Linked DNA regions of Homo sapiens: region 1 is linked to region 2. Evidence: chromatin contacts called from ENCODE Hi-C or POLR2A ChIA-PET data. All regions are on one chromosome and are shown on one strand. The core of a region is the stretch at or near the end of the contact, and the rest is flanking DNA. Distances in the headings are between cores, read along the strand shown.

The links. Hi-C counts contacts between places; a loop is a spot of excess contacts on that map. ChIA-PET counts read pairs that join two places held with the same protein, here RNA polymerase II (POLR2A). Pooled maps may share reads with other maps.
Region 1: a loop to region 2 is called in a pooled map, with 2.3 times the contacts of the local background. The contact joins the promoter of ALDH1A1 here to the enhancer-like site in region 2. A Hi-C loop is called at or near these places in 3 of 50 pooled maps. POLR2A ChIA-PET finds 5 or more read pairs at or near these places in 2 of 52 experiments (BJ and K562).

The regions. Positions count from the first base shown.
Region 1 is chr9:72,951,742-72,954,596 of GRCh38, forward strand. It overlaps ALDH1A1 (aldehyde dehydrogenase 1 family member A1), which reads right to left and starts at 1,312. Exons shown (of 13, transcript NM_000689.5): 1 at 1,194-1,312. The coding sequence starts at 1,259.
Region 2 is chr9:72,589,650-72,592,651 of GRCh38, forward strand. All of the region lies in intron 2 of TMC1 (transmembrane channel like 1), which reads left to right. Among named protein-coding and RNA genes, the nearest start is that of TMC1, 70 kb to the left of the region's middle. Within about 2 kb of position 1,347, at least 2 of the 41 ENCODE cell types and tissues checked have a DNase peak (open chromatin) inside an H3K27ac peak, as active enhancers do.

The DNA.
Region 1 (2,855 bases), core at 62-2,561, 360 kb after region 2:
TTGTAGTAAAACTAAATGGAAAAAATCTTTCCTCTTTAACAAAACCTCGTGATAACAATACCTTAAAATACACTTCATAGCTGCTGGTCAACCATGTTAAAGGCACAATCTGATCTCTGCTGCTACTTTCCTGAGGAAAAGAGCCAATCAGCTGAGCAACTTCCTCATTTGTTGTGCTTTATGAAAATGAAAATGCAACAGACCTTGGGATTTCAAAGCCATCCATGGTTACAAGTGAGGAAATAAATATATAACAGTGGGGACTTTTACTTTATCATTAAATTATAATGCCCTTTGTTTTTCTGTTGGCTAATTCAGACAGCAAAATGGCTCTCTCTTGATTTGCAAGAGTTAATTTCTTACCATACTTTCTGCATCACACCATAAAGATAACTTCAAGTAATTTTGGTTAGATTGTGTTTTATTCATTTGTTTGTTTTGGAGTTCTAGGATCTGACAGGAAAGCAGTGTGAAACAGGCAAAGTTCAGAGTTACTCTCAGAACGACTCAAGCAGGATCCATTTCCTAGTTCCCCCCAGCTGCGGATTTTAAAGTCTGGATCTAGCTCCTGCTCTTGTTTCTCTAAATATTTATCAGTTAACAATTACACATCTGCTCCAATGGCAACAAACTTGGCTGAAGAAATAATGCTTTTCTTCCTCCCACCAAAATATGCAAAATAATGCAAGTCCATCTGAAGATTTTCGAATCCAATTATCAGACTTAAGTCCCCCTATTTTAACACTCATTTTATTAAACATATTGGAAAGTTATGTTATTTCAGTATGCTCTCTTTCTCCTTGTTTGCTTTCTATTGTTCCTACTCGTTTGGTTCTTTCCAGTAAGCTTCTCTAGTGAGTATTTTGCTCTCTTATCATACATGCCGGCTATAGTGAAGTTAATAGAAGTGCTTAGTAAAGTCCTCTGAATCCTGGTATAAGAATCCTTTCACACAGAAGAGAATTCCTTTCGCTTGGAAATATTTTAAGAAATAAATTTATGAAAGATTGTCTGATATGATTTAGATCATATTTGATCAGGACACTAAACTGAGACCTGCATTTTGCATGCCTTTTATTTTTATATTTGCAAAGGGCTCTTTACACAAGTTTACTTAAATTGACCTTTAATGCTTTACATAAATGCAGTTTTTGCAAACCCGAGTCAAAGCAGAAAATAGAAGTTTTACTCACCTTAGTATATTGAATCTTCAAATCGGTGAGTAGGACAGGTAAGTCTGGCGTGCCTGAGGATGACATTTCTGATTCGGCTCCTGGAACACAGGTGACTGGCTCAGCAATTTGGTTCTGATAGAGCACTTGGCTTTATTTGTTCCTTTTTTATCTGCACGGGCTAAAGTTTATTTGCATACTCGGATACGATTGGATGAACAAACTCAGAGCAAAAAAAGAAAACGACACTACTTATTTGTAACACCTAGGGCAGGAAGCCTTTGACTTTAAACTTAAATCCTTAAGAAACCAGTGCTCCAGCATCGAATTTGTACCTGGAGACAGTGCACTATTTGCAGATGAATTAATTTACAAAGCCGAAACCTGTGATAAGTGTATGCAGCAGCTGCTCTGGCCACTAAGGCCAGTTATTATTTTTTTGACTTCTCATGCTTTTTAATGCTACTATGTAACTTTCTGTTCTCTGACAGACTTGGAATCAGAGAATTTGAGGATTGAAAAGAGTCTAAAAGGGCACTTGTTCTCAGTAGAAGCTGGCCAGGTGTCTTCAGGACAAGGCTTTCAGGAAATCAGTCCATCTCCCAGAAAATCAAGGTGCTGTTTGGGGAAGAAAGGCCCTTTATCTACACCCTACCCTAAGTTAGTTTTAAAATATCGTATCAGTCTTGTGTATTTTCAGTGCTGGGTAAGTAGACCTACTGTGATCTCAGAAGCCCTAAATTATCTTTATTTTCTATATGTGAACAGAAAAGCCAGCAGGACTTTTAGGGAATTCGGAACACACTGTCACACACAATCACCACAATTAGAAATATGGCAATATCATCTATTAATACTCATTTAAAATGAAAGTAATCCTGGTTTTGGAAGTTGTCTGTATTTATCAACATAGGCAGTGTACAAAGACTAAATTTAAGCAGGGCTTCCAAACAATTCAAGTTCTTAAATTAATATTTAGCTGAAGGACAATTTTTTAAACAGTGTTACTCCCATTTTAAGTACAATACTTTATTGTATTGTAGCTCTAGCAAACGTTACAATAGGAACAAGATAAAATACTCTGGATGCTCTGATTGTGGAGAATCAACCAATTTTTTTTTTTCTAGTGAAACTTGCCAATTCCCCTGAATATGGGACTTACATAGGGAAACTAAAAATTTCTGAATTGTTTGCCCAAATCAGGTGCAGCACTTGTTTCCCTTTCTACCCTCATTTCATATCCCCATTTTAGAGACATACAGAGGGTGAGTAGCTTACTTATGGTCACAGATCTATTAGTGCAGGACCAGAATTTCATTTCAGGCCAGTCTGACTCCCAAACCTGGACTCTTATTTCTGTTTACTATTTCTACCCTATTCTCCACAAGAGAACTCCTACATGGGTTCAAGCATCAACTGCTTTGGTTTTCTCAGTGAATAGTCACCCTTACAGGCATTTAAACATAACTTTTTATTCATCTAAGACAAGAATTTGCAAAACTTTTTCTGTAAATATTTTCAGCCTCTGGGCTGGATGGTTTCTGATATAATTTACTTGACTCTATTTAAAAGAAACTGTAGATGATAGGTAAATTAATGGGTGTAGTTGTTTTCCTATAGAACTTTATTTAAAAAGACAGAAGGCAGGCCAGATTTGGTGCACGGGCCAACTCCCTAGATTCT
Region 2 (3,002 bases), core at 97-2,596:
GCATAAATGGGCCATCCTTTTTCTGATTTTGAGAAGAGAATGACTACTAATACCCAGGTGTGTTCTTGTCTTTCTTGAGTCAATTCTAACAGCATTGGCTGTGGGTTATAAAACCATAAAATTTTACAGCCAAAAACAACTTTAAAGGTCGTTTAGATGGAACTTCTTCATTTTGCAGATGAGGAAACTGAGAATCAGAGACAAAGTGACCTCAGGGCATTACAACTTACTATTACTATATTGAAAGAGGAAGGGAAGCTGGTGCAAGTTGAGGGACCCACTGATGAACTGCAGGGTATCCAATGTTGCCCCTGTGTTTGGGCTGAGGGAGAAGCAGCTTCTTAGCTTCTGCTATGCTGACTTATCTTGTGATCTCTGTCCCAGCCCTTGGCTGCCTCTCCTCCTTGTCCCCAGGCCTGCACCATTCCATCTGCCTCCTGATTATTCACTGACAGCTGCCTTTTCCCTCACCCTTTGTTCTCAGTTTTTAAAAATCCAATGGGGAGAAGCTTGGATTCAAATGATAGCATTTTCAGCTCATGAAAAATTCTATAACAAGTGTATTTGACCGTTTGATCTCTGGCTTCTCCCACACACTTGCCCTTTATACTCTGACAGCCATAAGCTTCATTTCCTTGAAGCAGATTGCAATTTCAATGGAAAGGAAATAATTGTGTAGCTTTCAAGCTGAGTTCAGTTCTAAAAAGGACTGAGCAAAGCTCAATCCTGGGCTATTGTAGAATCTTAGTCACTGAATCAGGCAGTGAAAGAGCTCTCTCCAAGCTTCATGGTTATGATCTTGAAAAACACCAGAGCTAGGTTCAAATTCCAGCCATACCATTTCCTAACTGTGTGATTTTGGCAAATCACACAAATACTTAAAATTCTTTCGACTCGGTTTCCTCTTCTGTAAAATGGGAACACTAATTAATGCTCACCTCAAAAGGTTGTTCATTCATTCAACACATATTCGTTGGGTGCCTCCTGTGTGTCAAACTGTTTCAGTCCAGTGAGGAAGATGGACATGAATCCAAGAGTCACCAAAAAAATGTAAAGTGGCACCTGTGATGAGTCACAAAGGGGAGGTATATGAGAAAGTGTGTGACAGTATCTAACAGGTGAGGGCATTATATAATTTATTGTTGCAAACAGGACATTTTTGAGCATGTAAGAGGGTGTGTTAATTGTCCTGGAACAACAGGCATAAATCAGGACTTTCTGGGCAAACTCAGGCCCTACCCCACTCTTACCTACCCTTAGTATAAGAGGGAAGGTTGGGAAAGGCTTTCCTGGGGAAGGGAAGAAGAAACTGAGATCCGCGGAATAAGTGAGGATTCCTAGGCAAAAAGAGGAAGACAGAGTGGTTTAGGCCAAGAGAGCAAACAGTGGTGCAAGACTCTAAGGCAGGACAAAGCATGGAGCCTGCAGAGAACAGACAGAAGGTCAGTGTGATGAAGATGGGAGGGGTGCGTGGCTTTAAACACAGGCCCCTTGCTTGTTGGTTTGCCCTGTAGGTGTTAAGAAATGAGGCTATATCAAGGTGAATTTTAAGTAGAGGTGGCACCTCTACTTAAGACCAGACTTGCAGCTTTAAACATCAGTCTGGCTGCAAGGCAGAATGGATTAGCATTGAGTAGTAGTTCTGGCCTTGGCTTTCCAGAGGAAACTTCTAAACAATATCAAAGCCTTGGTGTCACCCACAGAGATCCTGATTTAATTAGTTTAGGTTGGCTCCCAGTAGGTTATAAAGTGTGTCAGGATTGAGATTCACTGTAGAAGGAAGTGTGAATATGGAGAAGAATAATTACAAGGCTATTGCAGTAGCCCGGGTAAGAAGTGATGGAATAGGTTCATGGCAGTGGGTTTCTGAAGCAGTGGTTCTCAAACTGTAGTGGATTTGAGTATCACCTGGAAGTCTTATTTATTTATTAGAGATGGTCTCACACTGTTGCGTAGGCTAGAGTGCAGTGGTATAATCATAGCTCACTGCAACCTTGATCAGCCTTCATCTCCTAGGCTCAAGCAATCCTGCCACTTCAGCTTCCTGAGTAGCTGGGACTACAGGCATGGACCACCATGGCTATTTGTTTGTTTGTTTTTAATAGAGACAGGGTCTCACTCTGTTGCCCAGGCTGGTCTCAAATTCCTGGGCTAAAGCAAGCCTCTCTCCTTGGCCTCCCAAAGTGCTGGGATTATAGCCACTGCACCTTGGCACGGAAACCTTGTTAAAATGCAGATATCTGGGTATCATTGATTTAGTAGGTCGTGGATGGGGCCTGAGAATTTGCATTTCTGACAAATTACCTGGAGGCGCTAGTTGCTAGTTTAGAGATCACACTTAGCATCTAGTGGGTAGTGGTCAGGGATGCTGGTGAATATCATACAATACACAGAACAGCCCTTTTGCTGATCACTGATCGAGCAAAAAAACCATCTGATGTGGTAGATAACATCAACAGGATTTGATCAGCAGGGTAAAGGACAACTCCAGGACTCTTACAGTTTTCTGAATTTCACAACTAAATGACGAGTTTCACTATTCATTGACATTCAGGAGACAGCCCTACAGACCTGAGAAGATGGTGAAGTCAAAGCTACACATATATTTGAGGGTTACCTTTGAAACAGCTAAGAGGATACATCAAGCAGGAACATATATGTGGAACCTGGAAGGGAAGATCATTACAGATATAAACTTGGGGATCATTAAAGCCAGGAACTTATCAATGGCATCAGTCAGTTCTCTTTTCTTTTACTCTTATCATTGGTGTCAAAGCTCTGGCCTCTTTTTGTTGGTTCCACTCAGGTGCCGTGATCCTCCAGCCTCAGCACCTTGCTGTGAGCTCTCCTTGGGAGGCTGCCTCTCCCTCCTCCTTCAGAATTTACCCCCTACTTCTCCTTTGGGTCCCACCTCTCAGGCTTGGTCATGTGTGGCATTAGCAAGCAGGTGTGCGTGTTTCCTTCTGAAGCACAAATCAAAGCCATGGTTATGTATCTGTGGG